Linked DNA regions of Homo sapiens: region 2 is linked to region 1. The links are chromatin loops, found by intact Hi-C in ENCODE. Cell type or tissue: GM12878. All regions are shown on one strand. Each heading gives the region's core, and the rest is flanking DNA. Links, peaks and the distances in the headings are about the cores only. Region 1 overlaps SAA2-SAA4 (SAA2-SAA4 readthrough). Region 2 has its middle 16 kb from the start of SPTY2D1.

Region 1 (8,333 bases), core at 249-8,248:
ATCCACACCTTCTTGTCTGTGGTGTTTTGATTGATGTCTGGGGTGTCCAGGAGTCCTATCATACCATCTCCCATTCTCTCTTATCACTGCTCCATTTAGTTCTCCAGACCTTCTCCTGCAACCACCTTCACGAGATAGTCAATGACTCCATGTTGCTTAAGCCAAAGGTGAACTCCTCAACTGCTAAGCAGAATCTGATACTACTAATCAATATCTCCATCAGGGATTCTGGAACACCATGCTTTCCTAGTTTTCCTCCTTTCCCAACAGCTGCTCCTTCTCAGTCTGTTTTGCTGTATCCAGCTTCTCCTCCAAACTTCTTAGAGAATGGAGACACCACACTGAGCCTTCAGACCTCTCTTCAGTCTCCATCCACATGCTGAGGGAGCTCATCCATGCCTCTTAGCACAGGTTCCAAAGGCCATGGTCTTGTTAGTGGTGGTTATTTACACTGAATCTTCATTGCCTGGATCAATGCCTGGGTCATGTAGGAGTGAAGAAAAAAGGCTTCTTCCTTCACTCTCTACAGTTCAGCTGAAAATAAACTGACAAAGGCAGATTAATAGGAGAAAAAGTCATATACACGTATTTTAACATGCAAGGGGGAAAATCACAGGAGGGTGATTTCCCAATAACCCAATGGGGTACCGGTGATTATATACTATTCTTCATAGGGGAGGAGAAGATGGGGAATGTACACAAATTTTTTGAAGTCATAAATGATTATTAGGAAGAATGAGTGGACCTGGGGAATAGAAATTAACCTGTAAATGATTCTCTTGAAATTTGAATGAGGCAAATAAGCAGGTGTCATCTTTTGAAAAAGTCCATCCAGTTGTGGTTGTATTCCTCAGTCATCTTCTCTGAAATAATGAGATTTCATGGAGCAGGTGGAAGGCTATTGTTTTCTCTTTCATGGGATGCAGCCATAAGGCAGATAAAAGAAGAGCAGAGAATAGCCTCTTCCAGCATCTGCTGCCTTTCAAAGGCCTTTAAAATAATCAGCCTACCAGGGTACTGTATTTTGGGGTGACATTCCCTGGGTTCCTTTAGTCACATAGCTACTTATTTAATAAATGTTGATGGTACTGGTATAAAAATAGACACGTAGACCAATGGAACAAAATAGAGAACCCAAAAATAAAACCCCATACATATAACCAACTGATCTTTGACAAAGTCAACAAAAACATACAGTGGGGAAATGATACCTTATTCAATAAACGGTGCTGATAAAAGTGGATAGCCATATGCAGAAGAATGAAATTTTATATCTCTCATCATATATATATATACTCAAGGTGGATTAACAACTTAAATGTAAGACCTGAAACAAAAAATTCTAAAAGAAAACCTAGGAAAATTCTACCAAACATTGACCTAGTCAAAGAATTTATGACTAAGATCTCAAAAGCAAATGCAGCAAAAAAATATATACACAAGCAGGACTAAACTAAACTAAAAACTTCTGCACAACAAAAGAAATAGCCAACAGAGTAAACAGACAACCTAAGAACGGGAGAAAATATTTGCAAACTACTCATCTGACAAAGGACAAGTACCAAGATTCTACAAGGAACTCAGACAACAAGAAAAAAGGAAATAACCCCATTAAAAAGCGGGCAAAGGACATGAACAGGTATTTTTCAAAAGAAAACATACAAATGGCCAACAAAATATGAACAAATGCTCAACATCACTAATCATCAGAGTCACAAATTTAAACACAAATTTAATCACAAATTAAAACCACAATGAGATACCATCTCACACAATCAGAATGGCTATTACTAAAATGTCAAAAAAACAACAGATGTTGGTGAGGATGTGGAGAAAAGGGAATGCTTATACACTGCTCATGGGAATGTCAATTAGTACAGCCTCTGTGGAAAGCAGTATGGAGATTTCCCAGAGAACTAAAAATAGAGCTACCATTTGACCCAGCAGTCCCATTACTGGGTACTACCCAAAGGAAAATAGATCATTATATAAAAAATATACCTGAATGCATGTATTTATCACAACACTATTATTCACAGTAGCAAAAATATGGGATTAACCTAAGTGTCTTAGGTTAATCAACGAATGATTGGAGGGGTGTGTGTGTATGTCTGTATACACATATATACACCATAGAATACTATTCAGCCATTAAAAAGAATGAAATCGTATCTTTTGCTGCAACATAGATAGAACTAGAGGCCATTATCTTAAGTGAAATAACCCAGAAAGTCAAATATCACATTTTCGCACTTATAAATGGGAGCTAAATAATGTGTACACATGGACATAGAAAGTGGAATAATGGACACTGGAGACTCAGAAAGATGGAGGGCAGAAGGGGGCCGAGGATTGAGAAATTACCTGACAGGTACAATGAACTCTACTTGGGTGATGGTTACACTAAGAACCCAGATTTCACCATTATGCAATCTATCAGTGTAACAAATCTGTACTTGTACCCCCTAAATCTATAAATAAATAAATGAATGAATATTTTAAATAACAATAATAAATGCTGAATGAACACATGGAAGCACATTTCTGAACGTTTGAAATAATTCCTAATTCAATGACATGTTTAAAAATAACAAGCAGCTCAATTTGCATGTAGCATGAGGCACATTAATTAGTCATAGGAGATAAGACTGAAAAGCTTGGATACCCTATTAGTCAGGGTTCTTGAGAGACACAGGACAAATAATTTATTTGTGTATGTATGTATGTATTTATTTATTGTAAGGAATTGGCTCACAAGATAATTGGGGCTGAGAAGTCCCACGATCTGCCCTCTGCAAGCTAGAAACTCAGGAAAGTGTAATTCAGTCTGAGTTCAAAGGCCTGAGAACCAGAGCAACTGATCACGTAAATCCAATTTGAGGGCAAGAGAAGATGAGAGGAGATGTCCAACTCAAGCAGTGAGGCAGGGGAAAAGGGAGGCAAATCTGTCCTTCCTCTATTTTTGTTCTATTCAAGCCTTCAACAGATTGGGTGATGCCCAGTTGCATTGAGAATAGCAATCTACTTTATTAAGTCCAATTCAAATGTTAATCTCCTCTGGAAACACCCTCACAGACGACCCCAGAAACAATGTGAATCTGGGCAGCCTCAAACCGACACAAAAATAAATATAACAGTAGGCTGGGCTCAGTGACTCATGCCTGTAATCCCAGCACTTTGGGAGGCTGAGGCAGGCAGATCACTTGAGCCCAGGAGTTCAAGACCAGCCTGGGTGACACGGCGAAACCCCATCTCTACAAAAAATATAAAAATTAGGCAAGTGTCATGGCGCACATCTGCAGTCCCAGTTATTCAAGAGGCTGAAGTGGGAGGATCTCTTGAGCCCCGGGAGGTCGAGGTTGCAGTGAGCCATGATCATGCCATGGCACTTCAGCCTGGATGAAAGAGGGAGATGCTGTCTCAAATAACGAAACAAAACAAAACACAACTATAACAAAGAGCAATGCAATTTCCCTTTCTCAAACTTTTCTAACAGAGAGAAGCATGTTAATTCTTACTGAGGAAAACCAAGTAATTAATAAAAGGTATTTGGGTGTGCCAGAGCATAGGTATTAGGTGTGACTTTACAAATTATAAATTCCTGGGTAAACCAAGCACCTTTTTCCTTGGATACAAATTTCGATTTAAAAATTTTTTTCTTGTTTTTTTTATACTTTTTCTTCCTCTGAACCTATGGACTATATTGAATTAAATTTTTTTTCAAATTATAGATTTCAAGAAGGGGAGTGATTTGGTCCTTTACAGACGGATGAATGAATTTCTGTATCCAAATGTTGCTTCAGTTAATTATTTCTAGTAATAATATGTTGATTGCAAAGTTTTGAATATCTACAAAGACTAGACTTTGAAAGCTTGCTTTATTTGACTTTGAAAGCCATTCTTTCTCTCATCCTCCCTTTCTCTCCCTCCTGCCCCCCAAAATCTACAACTTCAGTACTTGTGACAGAAATCTAATTGTAAGCATTTACAATTGCTATTGTAATAATAGCATTACAGTCTTTTTTTACAACTTGGGGTCAACTCAGACTTTACTAGACTGAACACTAATCTCAACAGTGCATTGAGTCTGCTCCCATGAGCCAATCTTCCACGCCTCTCTCCATCTTATTTATCTTGCCCTTGCCTTGTTTTGGCATTGGCACATCTTTGAGACTCAGACTCAAACCTCCTATACCTCCTATACCTACACTTCTATTAGTGTCTTTTGATGAGAACTGTATGAGAAAGTTCTGTTGTAAATAGTTCTACTTTATATCCATACATTTTCTTCCTCCTTGACAAATAAATTTGTCTTTACTCTGTAAATATAATTTTATAACTAGTCTTCTCACCTTAGGAGTCCTCCTCAATCCTTTTTCAGAGAAAAGGGGTATGCCAGTTATCAGTTTCTTTATTTTCAGCTCCACACCCACCCCTTTGTCCTATTTGTGATGCTGGAGCTGGACCCTGTGAACATTTCTCCTTTGCCAGTTGGGCATGATGTTAATCTTCACCCATAGAGGGCGCTAGAGGGCCAAGCAGGAGATGAAGACATCTTTTCCTGTTCTTTTGTGCTTTGCTTCCTTTCAGCTCCTGCAGTACTCTTCTCCTGTACAGGACAACCAGTGGCACTTGCCCCAGAGATCTGAGTGGCATCCCAAGGCCAAGACAGTTTCCTGACAATTTCTGTGGCACCTCAGTAGGATGTCCATGATGTTTACCAGCAGCCCACTTATTTTAATCAGCTTGGGCTGCTGTAACAAAATAGTACAGCCATGCTGTGAGTTGGGGTTTCAACATATACATTTTGGCAAGATACAGTTCACTCCAGAGCACTGCCACTTCCACAGCTGGCTTCCCAGGGGTTTTGATAACCTATCTCCTGCCCCCAAGCAGTTTCCCAAATTTGTCACAGGAACCCTAGCTGCATTCCCAGAGTTAAGTTACACCCTGGGTAGCTTCCTGCCAAGTTTCATTAATACCTCAATGGAGTTCTTATATGTCAGTTTTGGCTTGAAGGACCCAGTAAACTATTTGCCATCCAATGTCAGTCTTGTGAGGGGCCCAATCTCAAATTTATACCTTCTCATATTCTGTACTCTTAGAAGTTAATGCTGCTCTCAGTTAATAATTCTTTATATTAAAATTTCCCTTTTCAAATTACTGCCTGGTTTCTGTCTCCCAAAGGGACCCTGACTGATAAAACAGTTCTTCTCTATCTGGCTCTCTCTCCACTGCCACCACTTCCACAACTTTGATCTAGTTAAGCTCCAGAAACTCAGAAAACATTCATAAAAGGAGTCGCATTACATATTTAGACTTGAAAGAAGGCAATGAAAATAGAGTGGAAGAGAACTGCATTGGAGGTATTTTTTAGATGGAGTGGGTAGAAATTCATTAATGCCTGGATTTGTAGGTGTTGCTGAGAAATGAAAGGAAGACTCGGGTGGCAGTCGCTGAGGCAGGACTTCACAATTCAATTGTCTGTAGCCCCTGCCTCCAGAAACAGAGATCACTGAGGAATGAAGAACTGAGGGACAGAGAAGGTAACAGGAAATAATTCACAGGAGATGAGAAGCCTGGGCAAGGAAGGGACTGGAAATAGCAACAATGTAACCACAAAGGTCTGGAAAAAAGGAGGTCTAATTTGTGGAAGGGTTGATGCAGGTGTCTGCACTGTGACTACTAAGAATGTCTCCTCACATCCAAACACATAGGCCTACCTAGGCTCACCCTTCATGTGGGTGTGCATTGATTTCCCTTTTGTACCAAACAGGCAGTCAGCACCAAAAGAAGAACACACTGTTTCAACAAATTCCACCTCTTAAGCATTTATTAGATGCCTATTATATGCCATATCTCAGCTTCTCTGGACATAGACCTCACTAACTTTGTATCCCTGCCCCGAGGGCCTCATAGCCAGGTCTCCTGAGAGCAGAGTGAAGAGGAAGCTCAGTATTTCTCAGGCAGGCCAGCAGGTCGGAAGTGATTGGGGTCTCTGCCACTCCTGCCCCATTTATTGGCAGCCTGATCGGCCAGCGAGTCCTCCGCACCACGGCCTGTGAGTCTCTGGATATTCTCTCTGGCATTGCTGTAGTCCAGGCAGGCAAGAAGGAGATTAATCATCAGGCCAGTGAGCAACAGCTCACCCTCCCATTCTCCCCGTTCCAAGGGAGGGCTCAGAGAGGAGCCCAGAAAGGCCAAGGAAGGAGGAGTGAAAACACTGACCCTGCCTGGGCACTGCCCCATTCAGACAGGCTGGGCACCCCTAGGCTGGATGAACAGCACCCAGAGGGGGAGGGGGAGGAATCACTCACTCCTACCATCCACTCAGACCCTCACACTGAGCACAGAGGCAGAGAGAGGGCAAGAAGAGGAGGGACCACAGCCTCTAACTTCTCCACAAGGAGCTCGTCTCCCTCCTGACTGTCCAAGGCAGGCAAGCTCTGCTCACCCAGCCCTAACGTCCCAGGAGCTCCAGTTACCTGATCACTTCTGCAGCCCAGGCACCCCCAGGTCCCCTTTTGGCAGCATCATAGTTCCCCCGAGCATGGAAGTATTTGTCTGAGCCGATGTAATTGGCTTCTCTCATGTCAGAGTAGGCTCTCCACATGTCCCGAGCCCCTGGAAAGGAAAGGAAAGGCAGAAGGGACATCAGGAGAACATAAAGACTCCAACAACACCTTAGAGGGGAATGAAAGAAGGACAAATCTTCCACTGACTTCAAGCTTTCAGCCTGTGATCATAGCAGCCTTGGATACCATGGGTTGAGAAGCACATTCCTTTATCCTAGTTGGCTTCTTCAAGTGCCCTGGTGAAGAGCCACTGCTATAGAATGAAGCTGCCTATGATAAGATCCAGGAGTGTATATGAATGAGGTGGTGACATGGAATACTGATGCTGAGAAAGGTGGCAGACACAGAGTACTTCTGCCCTGACTACTAAAGTATATATTCTTGCAAATGGAATACATGTCATTGTGACCTGAGTTCCAGTGACTGTTAGGAGCATAAAAGTCCCTAAACACTTTCTCAGTAGGCTGTACTGATACTGTGGGTTGCTTGAGGAAGCAATAGAGCAGCGGTTCTCCGCCGTGGTTGCACTTTCTTTTTCTTTTTTATTTTTTTAGACGGAGTCTCACTCTGTCACCCAGGCTGGAGCACACTGGAGCAATGTAACTCACTACAACTTCCGCTTCCCGGGTTCAAGTGATTTTCCTGCTTCAGCCTCCTGAGTAGCTGGGATTACAGGTGCCTGCCACCACGCCTGGCTACATTTTCATATTTTTAGTAGACACAGGGTTTCACCATGTTGGCCAGGCTGCTCCGGAACTCATGACCTCAAGTGATTCATCCACCTTGGCCTCCCAAAGTGCTGGAATTACAGGCGTGAGCCTTGGCTGCACTTTCTAATCACCCAGAGAGAAACTGAAAGTCCCAGTGCCCAGGCCACACCCCAGGCCAGTTTCTGCAGACTCTGCTGGGGAGTTGAAGGCATGGGTAGTTCAGGTGATGCCAAGGTGTGTCTGAGATTCATAACCATCAACCTCTGGGAGGTGGTCAGTGATGCGTCTACCTGGCAAGAGCCCTGACCTCAAGCACAGCCGGGCTCAAACCTCTGCCCTGCCACCTGCTGACTGGCAGTAAGTCCCTGGGCATTGGCCTCAGCTGCTCTAAGTCTCAGCTTTCTCACCTTCACAGAAGGGATGCCTGCCTCACAGAGTCATTCTGAAACTAGATGAGAAAATGCTGTGGTCCTTGTGGGGGCTTGAGGCACGTTAGTTCCCAGCTCTTGTCAAGAAGGCTGGAGAAGGAAGAATGGAAACAGAACAAACCAGGAAGGGAGCCCCTGACAGAGCGAGGCTAAAGAGCCCTGTACATTATCCAACTAGGAAATCGAAGGAGGAAGGAGAAAGAAGACAGAAGAGTCAACAGCCTTAGTCATACTCCTATGCGATTTATGCTGAGGGACATTTTATACCAATTGCAGGCCTTATTTTGCATCTTCTACTCAAAACAAACAGCTCAGGTGCTCCTGGAAAGGATGATTGTTCTTTCTCTGAGTAACTGACAACAATCCTCGACTCTCTAATCTGTTTAGCAGCTCCCCAGGCACATTGGGCAGCACAACCTAAGGCAGCGGCTCAAATCTTAAGGAAGCCCAAAAATACCCCGTGTGCGTTGTTACTGGATGCCCCGTCCCTTACGGCTCAGGAGATGTGTTTTTGATACACCTTGCAGCGGCTTCTGAAATGTGATCCATCCACTTAACACATCCTGAGAAGCTGCACTACGGGGAAAGGGGATATTCCCAGCAGCTCTGAAAGACTCGAG
Region 2 (8,333 bases), core at 164-8,163, 410 kb after region 1:
GTGGACAGCCCCCATTACTTCAGTCAAGCCCAAATTTCTTCCTCATCCATTACCTATCTCGACATGATTCTTCATGAAAACACGTGCTCTCCCTGCTGATCGTGTCCAGCTAATCTCCCAAACCCCAGCCCCTTCTACAAAACTACAACTCCTTTCCTTACTGGGCATGGTAGGATACTTTCGCCTTTAGATACCTGGTTTTGCCATCCTAACAAAACCATTATATAAACTCACAAAACCAAACCTAGCTAACTCCATAGCTCCTAAATCCTTTCACCACTCCTCTTTCTGTTCCTTAAAAACAGCCCTAGAAGCTGCCCCCACGCTGGCTTTCCCAACTCATCCCAACCCCTTTCATTACATAGAGCCAAAGTACAGGGTTGTGTGGTAAAAATTCTTACACAAGAGCCGGGACCATGCCCTGTAGGCTTTTTGTCCAAACAATTTGACCTTACTGTTTTAGTCTGGCCATCATGTCTCTGTGCAGTGGCTGCTGCCACCCTAATACTTTCAGACACCGTCAACATCACAAACTATGCTCAACTCACTCTCTACAGTCTCATAACTTCCAAAATCTATTTTCTTCCTCACACCTGACACATATACTTTCTGCTCCCCAGCTCCTTCAGCTGTACTCACTCTTTGTTGAGTCTCCCACAGTTACCATTGTTCCTGGCCTGGACTTCAATCCAGCCTCTCTCATTATTCCTGATACCACACCTGACCCCCATGACTGCATCTCTCTGATACACCTGATGTTCACTCCATTTCCCCATATTTCCTTTTTTCCTGTTCCTCACCCTGATCACACTTGGTTTATTGATGGCAGTTCCACCAGGACTAATCACCACATACCAGCAAAGGCAGGGTATGCTATAGTATATTCCACATCTGTCATTGAGGCTACTGCTCTGCCCCCCTCCACTACCTCTCAGCAAGCCGAACTCATTGCCTTAACTCCAACCCTCACTCTTGCAAAAGGACTAGGCGTCAATATTTATACTGACTCTAAATATGCCTTCCATATCCTGCACCACTTTGCTGTTATATGGGCTGAAAGAGATTTCCTTACTACACAAGGTCCTCCATCATTGATGCCTCTTTAATAAAAACTCTTCTCAAGGCCGCTTTACTTCCAAAGGAAGCTGGAGTCTTACACTGCAAGCGCCATCAAAAGGCATCAGATCCCATCACTCAGGGCAACGCTTATGCTGATAAGGTAGCTAAAAAAGCAGCTAGCTTTCCAACTTCTGTCCCTCACGGCCAGTTTTTCTCCTTCTCATCTGGTCACTCCCACCTACTCCTCCATTGAAACTTCCACCTATCAGTCTCTTCCCACACAAGGCAAATGGTTCTTGCACCAAGGAAAATATCTCCTTCCAGTCTCACAGGCCCATTCTATTCTATTGTCATTTCATAACCTCTTCCATGTAGGTTATAAGCCACTAGCCCGCCTCTTAGAATCTCTCATTTCCTTTCCATTGTGGAAATCTATCCTCAAGGAAATCACTTCTTCGTTGTTCCATCTGCTATTCTACTACTCCTCAGGGATTGTTCAGGCCCCTTCCCTTCCCTACACATCAAGCTCGTGGATTTGCCCCCACCCAGGACTGGCAAATTGACTTTACTCACATGCTCGAGTCAGGAAACTAAAATACCTCCTGGTCTAGGTAGACACTTTCACTGGATGGGTAGAGGCCTTTCCCACAGGGTCTGAGAAGGCCACCGTGGTCAATTCTTCCCTTCTGTCAGACATAATTCCTCAGTTTGGCCTTCCCACCTCAGTTTCTCAGGCTCTTGGTATTCAGTGGCACCTGGTTTTACCTCAAACTGCCACCCTTAAGTCTCTCTTTAAGTGGATAGAAGATCTTCAGTGACAAAGTACACTCCAATACTTTCACCGTGATGAAGTCCTATTCTTTACTTTTATACTCACTCTTATTCTGGTTCCCGTTCTTATTCCACCCTCTACCTCTCCCAGCTATCTCCACCACACTATCAATCTCACTCTCTCCTAGCCATTTCTAATCCTTCTTTAACAAACAGTTGCTGGCTTTGCATTTCTCTTTCCTCCAAAATTGCTGAGGCCTCAATTTACTCACTGCTGAAAAAGGAGAACTTTGTATATTTTTAAATGAAGAGTGTTGTTTTTACCTAAATCAATCTGGCCTGGTATATGACAACATAAAAAAATCTCAAGGATAGAGCCCAAAAACTTGCCAATCAAGCAAACAATAACATTGAACCCCTTTGGATACTCTCTAATTGGACGTCCTGGGTACTCCCAATTCTTAGTCCTTTAATACCTATTTTTCTCCTTCTTTTATTCGGAACTTGTGTCTTTCGTTTAGTTTCTCAATTCATACAAAACCGCATCCAGGCCATCACCAATAATTCTATATGACAAATGCGCCTTCCAACAACCCCACAATATCACCCCTTACTCCAAAATCTTTCTTCAGTTGAATCTCTCCCACTGTAGGTTCCCACACCACCCCTAATCCTGCTCGAAGCAGCCCTGAGAAACATCGCCCATTATCTCTCCATACCACCCCCAAAAATTTTCGCCGCCCCAACACTTTACCACTATTTTGTTTTATTTTTCTTATTAATTTAAGAAGACAGGAATGTCAGGCCTCTGAGGCCAAGCTAAGCCATCATATCCCCTGTGACCTGCACGTATACATCCAGACTGTCTGAAGTAACTGACGATCCACAAAAGAAGTGAAAATAGCCTTAACTGATGACATTCCACCATTGTGATTTGTTCCTGCCCCACCCTAACTGATCAATGTACTTTGTAATCTCCCCACCCTTAAGAAGGTTCTTTGTAATTCTCCCCACCCTTGAGAATGTACTTTGTGAGATCCACCCCCTGCCCACAAAACACTGTTCCTAACTTGACCGCCTATCCCAAAACCTATGAGAACTAATGATAATCCACCACCCTTTGCTGACTCTCTTTTCGGACTCAGCTCACCTGCACCCAGGTGAAATAAACAGCCTTGTTGCTCACACAAAGCCTGTTTGGTGGTCTCTTCACAGGGACACGTGAGACAAAGAGAAAATGAGATGAGAAACAGCGGGGGCAGTGAGCCAAGGCCACCACTGGGAAGTCTGGCAATAAAGGAAAAATGTCAGGACAGTAGTGTGAAAGGGAAGCTGGGTCCAGGCAAACTATCCTCAGAGGAAGGATGAGAGCACACACGCAGGCTGAAGGGAAAACACAATAGTAAGTGTCTAAAGTGGCTGGGTGCGGTGGCTCATGCCTGTAATCCCAGCACTTTGGGAGGCCGAGGCAGGCTCATCACTTGAGGTCAGGAGTTCGAGACTAGCCTGGCCAACATGGTGAAACCCCGTGTCTACTAAAAATACAAAAATTAGCTGGGCGTGGTTGCTTGCACCTATAGTCCCAGCTACTCGGGAGGCTGAGGCAGGAGAATCACTTGAACCCGGGAGGCGGAGGTTGCAGTGAGCCAAGATTGCGCCACTGCACTCCAAACTGGGTGACAGAGCGAGTGTCCATCTAAAAAAAAAAAAAAAGTGTCTGAAGAGATAAGAGAGAGGCCATAAGAAGTAAACTCCAAGATAGTTAACCGGCACTGTGTGTGCAGGGACCAATTCTTGTTTATCTCCGTATCTGTAGCCACTGGCACAGGGCCAGTCTTATAGAAGGAGCTCAGCAAATGCTAGTTAAATGAATGCATGGAGAAGGGAGGGACACTTTTCCTTAGAGAAAAGCATAAAGAAAGAGGAAGGATGAAAACCAAGATACTTTGAAATGGACATGCAGCCATCACATGAGATAACTTTCATTTTCTTAATCAGGTAAAAGACAAAACCATTTGGTGAAAGCAGGGACTGAGGAGAATGGGTCTGGCTGGTGACGAGAGCTCCTTGGTGCCTTGAAGCAGCAATTCCAATTTTGAGATAGAACATTCAGACATAAAACCACCAGTACACAAAGTTATATGTACAAGGACATTTATTGCAGATTTATGTGTATTGGCTAAAACCTAGAAACAACCCGGATGCCTTCAGTAGGTAAATGATAGAGGAAAACTATAGCATACTCCACCCATGCAACATGGCAGGTAGTGTCTCAGTCTGAGTAGAATCAAGAGAGAAAAACCACTTAGTAATTCAAACAGAGAAGTTTAACATGAAGAATTATTAACTATAACAGAAGATTGGAGTAATGAGGGATTGACTAGTAAGAAGTAGAATTCTAAAGAATACAGGAAGCAGGCTGCGTGCAGTAGTGGCTCATGTCTGTAATCCTAGCACTTTGGGAGGCCGACGCAGGTGGATCACCTGAGGTCAGGAGTTTGAGACCAGCCTGGCCAACATGGTGAAACCCCATCTCTACTAAAAATACAAAAAACTAGCGGGGCATGGTGGTGCATACCTGTAATCCCAGCTACTCTGGAGGCTGAGACCAGAGAATCGCTTGAACCCAGGAGGCAGAAGTTGCAGTGAGCCGAGATCGTGCCGTTGCCTTCCAGCGTGGGCGACAGAGCGAGACTTCGTCTCAAACAAACAAAAAGGAAGCGGTTAGGTTAGGAAGCAACCACTAACCCCATAAATGAGATAGAAGATCCAAGGAAGACCTACGGCTGAGATCCAGATCTTGTTGGAACGGACATGGCTGTGGCTCACTAAGTGACAGAAATCAGTAGAACTAACTGGAAATCCATCCTCTGAAACGTGTTAAGTATCTGTCTTCTAGGGTGCTGGGGAAAGCTGTTCACAGGGAGATGTCTCACTGTAGGAACTCTTTTATAAAAACTCCCTGGGGGAGAGTACCGGGAGGAAGCTGCGGCTGCTGGTGCACGAACCGCCATGCATTGCAGGAGCCAGAGGACTAAGACACCAAGTCGCCTGCAAGGAGACGGCCAAGGAAGCACACAGGAACCAGGAAGCAAGAGACTCTCCTTCAATGTCTGTAGCGCCCTCTACTGACAAAGCCTCAGCATCACTTGCAAAGGAAAATATTTAAAGGGCCCAGAACTGTTATTTACAGAGCCATCAAAAAGGATGAATTTGGAAGAGGCAATAAATTGGCAATGGGCACATAAGGTCATACACACAATGACACTTATTGCAGGATTTTTTTGTAATGTTTAAGCCCTAGAAATAACTTGGGTGTTCTCAATAAGAGAATGATTGACTAAAATCATGGTATACCCATCCCACTGGATATTGTGGCAGCTACTTAAAATATATGTTAGAGCCATATCAAGTGCTCTAGAGGGGCTTCTGTGAGCTTTGGCAAAATGAAACCAGAAATTTCAGAGGAAAGCCTATGATTTTTTTTTTTTTCAAGAGACAGGATCTCACTCCATCACCCAGGCTGGAGTGTAGTAGTGAGATCATAGCTCACTATCACTTCAAATTCCTGAGCTCAAGCAATTCTCCTACCTCAGCCTCCTGAGTAGTTAGGACTATAGGTGTGTACCACCACACTTGGCTAATTTCTCTATTTAGTATAGAGATGTGATCTCACCGAGTTGCCCAGGCTGCTGGAACTCCTGGCCTCAAGCTATCCCCCTGCCTTGGGCTCCCAAAGTGCTAGGATTACAGGCTTGAGCCGCTGTGTCTGGCTGATTCTATTTTTGTAAAGTGAACAAGAATTAAACCCTTATAGATAATTAGGTATGTTTGAGCATGAAGAATAAGCAAGGAGAAAGCGGGTGAAGAGGAAAGAACGAGTGAGGTAAGAAAAAAAAAAGTTCCCAGCAAAAATACAAGGATAAAATAATGGAAAACTAGTACAAAAGTGAATTAAAAATACTTGTTGCCAAGTGTTCTTTATACAGCAAAAATGTAGAGATAGCTTAAATGTTCAGCTACAGAGAGTTTTTTTTATTTTATTTTTTTATTTTTTATTTTTGAGAGAAGTGTCACTCTTGTCCCCCAGGTTTGAATGCAATGGCTTGATCTCCGCTCACTGCAACTTCTGCCTCCTGGGTTCAAATGATTATCCTGCCTCTGCCTCCCAAGTAGCTGGGATTAAGGTGCCTGCCACCATGCCTGGCTGATTTTTGTATTTTTTAGTAGAGATGGGGTTTCACCATGTTGGCCAAGCTGGTCTCAAACTCCTGACCTCAGGTGATCTGCCCGCCTCGGCCTCCCAAAGTGCTGGGATTACAGGCATGAGCCACCATGCCTGGCTATAGGGAGTTTATTAAATTAACTGTGGTATGCACATGTGATACTCTATAACCACTAAGAATAATGTTGTACATGAAATAGTGTTTAAGATTTATATTAATAAGTGAAAAAATTAGGTGATAGGTGAAAAAAATAATAGTGTAGTATAAGCTCATCTATTTACATGTTTTTGTTTTTGAGATGGAGTCTTGCTCTGTTGCCCAGGCTAGAGTGCAGTGATCTCAGCTCACTGCAACCTCCCTCTCCCAGGTTCAAGCGTTTCTCCTGCCTCGGCCTCCTGAGTAGCTGGGATTATAAGTGTGTGCCACCACGCCTAGCTTATTTTTGTATTTTTAGGAGAGACAGGGTTTCGCCATGTTGGCCAGGCTGGTCTCAAACTCCTGACCTCAGGTGATCCACCTGCCTCAGCCTCCCAAAGTGCTGGGATTACAGGTGTGAGCCACCCCACCTGGCCTATTTATATGTTTATATATGTGTAGAAATTGCCCAGATGAATCCACTCCAAAATGACAATGGTAGTTATTTATGAGCGTAAGATTGTGCGTATTATTCCCTGCCACTTTTGACTTTTAAGAAATCATTTGGCCGGGCGCGGTGGCTCACGCCTGTAATCCCAGCACTTTGGGAGGCCGAGGTGGGCGGATCACGAGATCAGGAGATCAAGACCATCCTGGCTAACACGTGAACCCCGTCTCTACTAAAAATACAAAAAATTAGCTGGGCGTAGTGGTGGGCGCCTGCAGTCCCAGCTACTCGGGAGGCTGAGGCAGGAGAACGGCGTGAACCCGGGGGGTGGAGCTTGCAGTGAGCCGAGATTGCGCCACTGCACTCCAGCCTGGGCGATAGAGTGAGAGTTCGTCTCAAAAAAAAAAAAAAAAAAAAAGGAAATAATTTAATTGGAGTATAACAAACATACTAAAAATGAACAAATTGAAAGTATACAGATAAATTTTCACAAATTCAACACACTTCAGTAAGCAGATCACAAAAAAGAGCATTATCAGTACTCACAGAAGCCTCTTTCTGGTCATTACCCTTACTCCAAGGAAAAGCACTATCTTGATTTCTAACAACGTAGATTTGTTTTGTCTAGTTTTGAATTTTCTATAAATGGAATCAGGCAGTATATGTCTTTTGTGACTTCTTTTGCTCAATATTATGTTTGTGAGATTCATCTGTATTTCTGTGTGTAGTTGTAGTTTATTGATTCTCATTGTGTGTAGTATTCACTGCCTGAATATATCACTATTTTCTGTCGATGGATATTTGGGTTGTTTCTAGTCTGGAGCTATTATGAGTTTGGTGCTATGAATCTTCTTGAACATGTGTTATGGTGAATATATATACATGTTTATTTTGGGCATATTTCCTCCTTTTATTTTATTTTATTCTATTTTATTTTATTTTTTTTGAGACAGAGTCTCACTCTGTCGCCCAGGCTGGAGTGCAATGGCGCGATCTCTGCTCACTGCAACCTCCACCTACCGGGTTCAAGCGATTCTCCTGCCTCGGCCTCCCAAGTAGCCAGGACTACAGGTGCCCACCACCATGCTTGGCTAATTTTTGTATTTTTAGTAGAGATGGGGTTTCGCCATATCAGGCTGGTCTCAAACTCCTGACTTTGTGATCCACCCACTTCGGCCTCCCAAAGTGCTGGGATTACAGGCGTGAGCTACCACACCCGGCTCCTCCCTTATTTTTAATGAGAGCAAACATTTATTGAGTGTTCAATATGGGTAAACCTTAGAAGGTTCTAAGGACTTTACATTTTAGTTCATTTGATACTTGCAATTTATAGCCATGCGTGGTGGCTCATGCCTGTAATCCCAGCACTTTAGGAGGCTGAGGTGGGTGGATCACCTGAGGTCAGGAGTTCAAGACCAGTCTGGCCAATGTGGCGAGACCCCATCTCTACTAAAAATACAAAAATTAGCTGGGTGTGGTGCAAGACTCCTGTAATCCCACTACTCAGGAGGCTGAGGCAGGAGAATCACTTGAACCCGGGAGGTGGAGGTTGCAGTGAGCTGAGATCACGCCATTGCACTCCAGCCTGGGCGACAAGAGTGAGACTCCATCTCAAAAACAGAAAAACAAACAAAAAAAACCTTGCAATTTTTGAGGCTAGAATTATTTCTCTCTTGATTAAGAAAATCTTAATC

The links. Hi-C counts contacts between places; a loop is a spot of excess contacts. Peaks named below come from ENCODE experiments on the same cell type or tissue, not always from the same donor. Only the 100,000 strongest peaks of a DNase experiment are listed, where the experiment ranks them.
Region 2: it touches region 1 in a loop (2.5-fold over the local background); 8 of 110 quality-filtered maps call a loop at or near these places.

What each region holds. Positions count from the first base shown.
Region 1 is chr11:18,239,425-18,247,757 of GRCh38, forward strand. It overlaps SAA2-SAA4 (SAA2-SAA4 readthrough), which reads right to left. Exons shown (of 6, transcript NM_001199744.2): 3 at 6,486-6,624. SAA2 (serum amyloid A2) reads right to left here. Exons shown (of 4, transcript NM_030754.5): 3 at 6,486-6,624; 4 at 5,816-6,091. The coding sequence ends at 5,953. Among named protein-coding and RNA genes, the nearest start is that of SAA2, 5.1 kb to the right of the region's middle. RefSeq lists enhancers at 4,358-4,652, 4,783-4,832 and a silencer at 4,378-4,672. In GM12878, for the core only: a CTCF peak has its summit at 4,517 (motif pointing right); DNase peaks (open chromatin) are centred at 4,557, 7,097 and 7,695; H3K4me3 peaks cover 564 bases; H3K27ac peaks cover 2,739 bases.
Region 2 is chr11:18,646,416-18,654,748 of GRCh38, forward strand. No RefSeq gene overlaps it. Among named protein-coding and RNA genes, the nearest start is that of SPTY2D1, 16 kb to the left of the region's middle. RefSeq lists enhancers at 2,631-3,351, 3,352-4,071. In GM12878, for the core only: a CTCF peak has its summit at 4,949 (motif pointing left); a DNase peak (open chromatin) is centred at 4,776.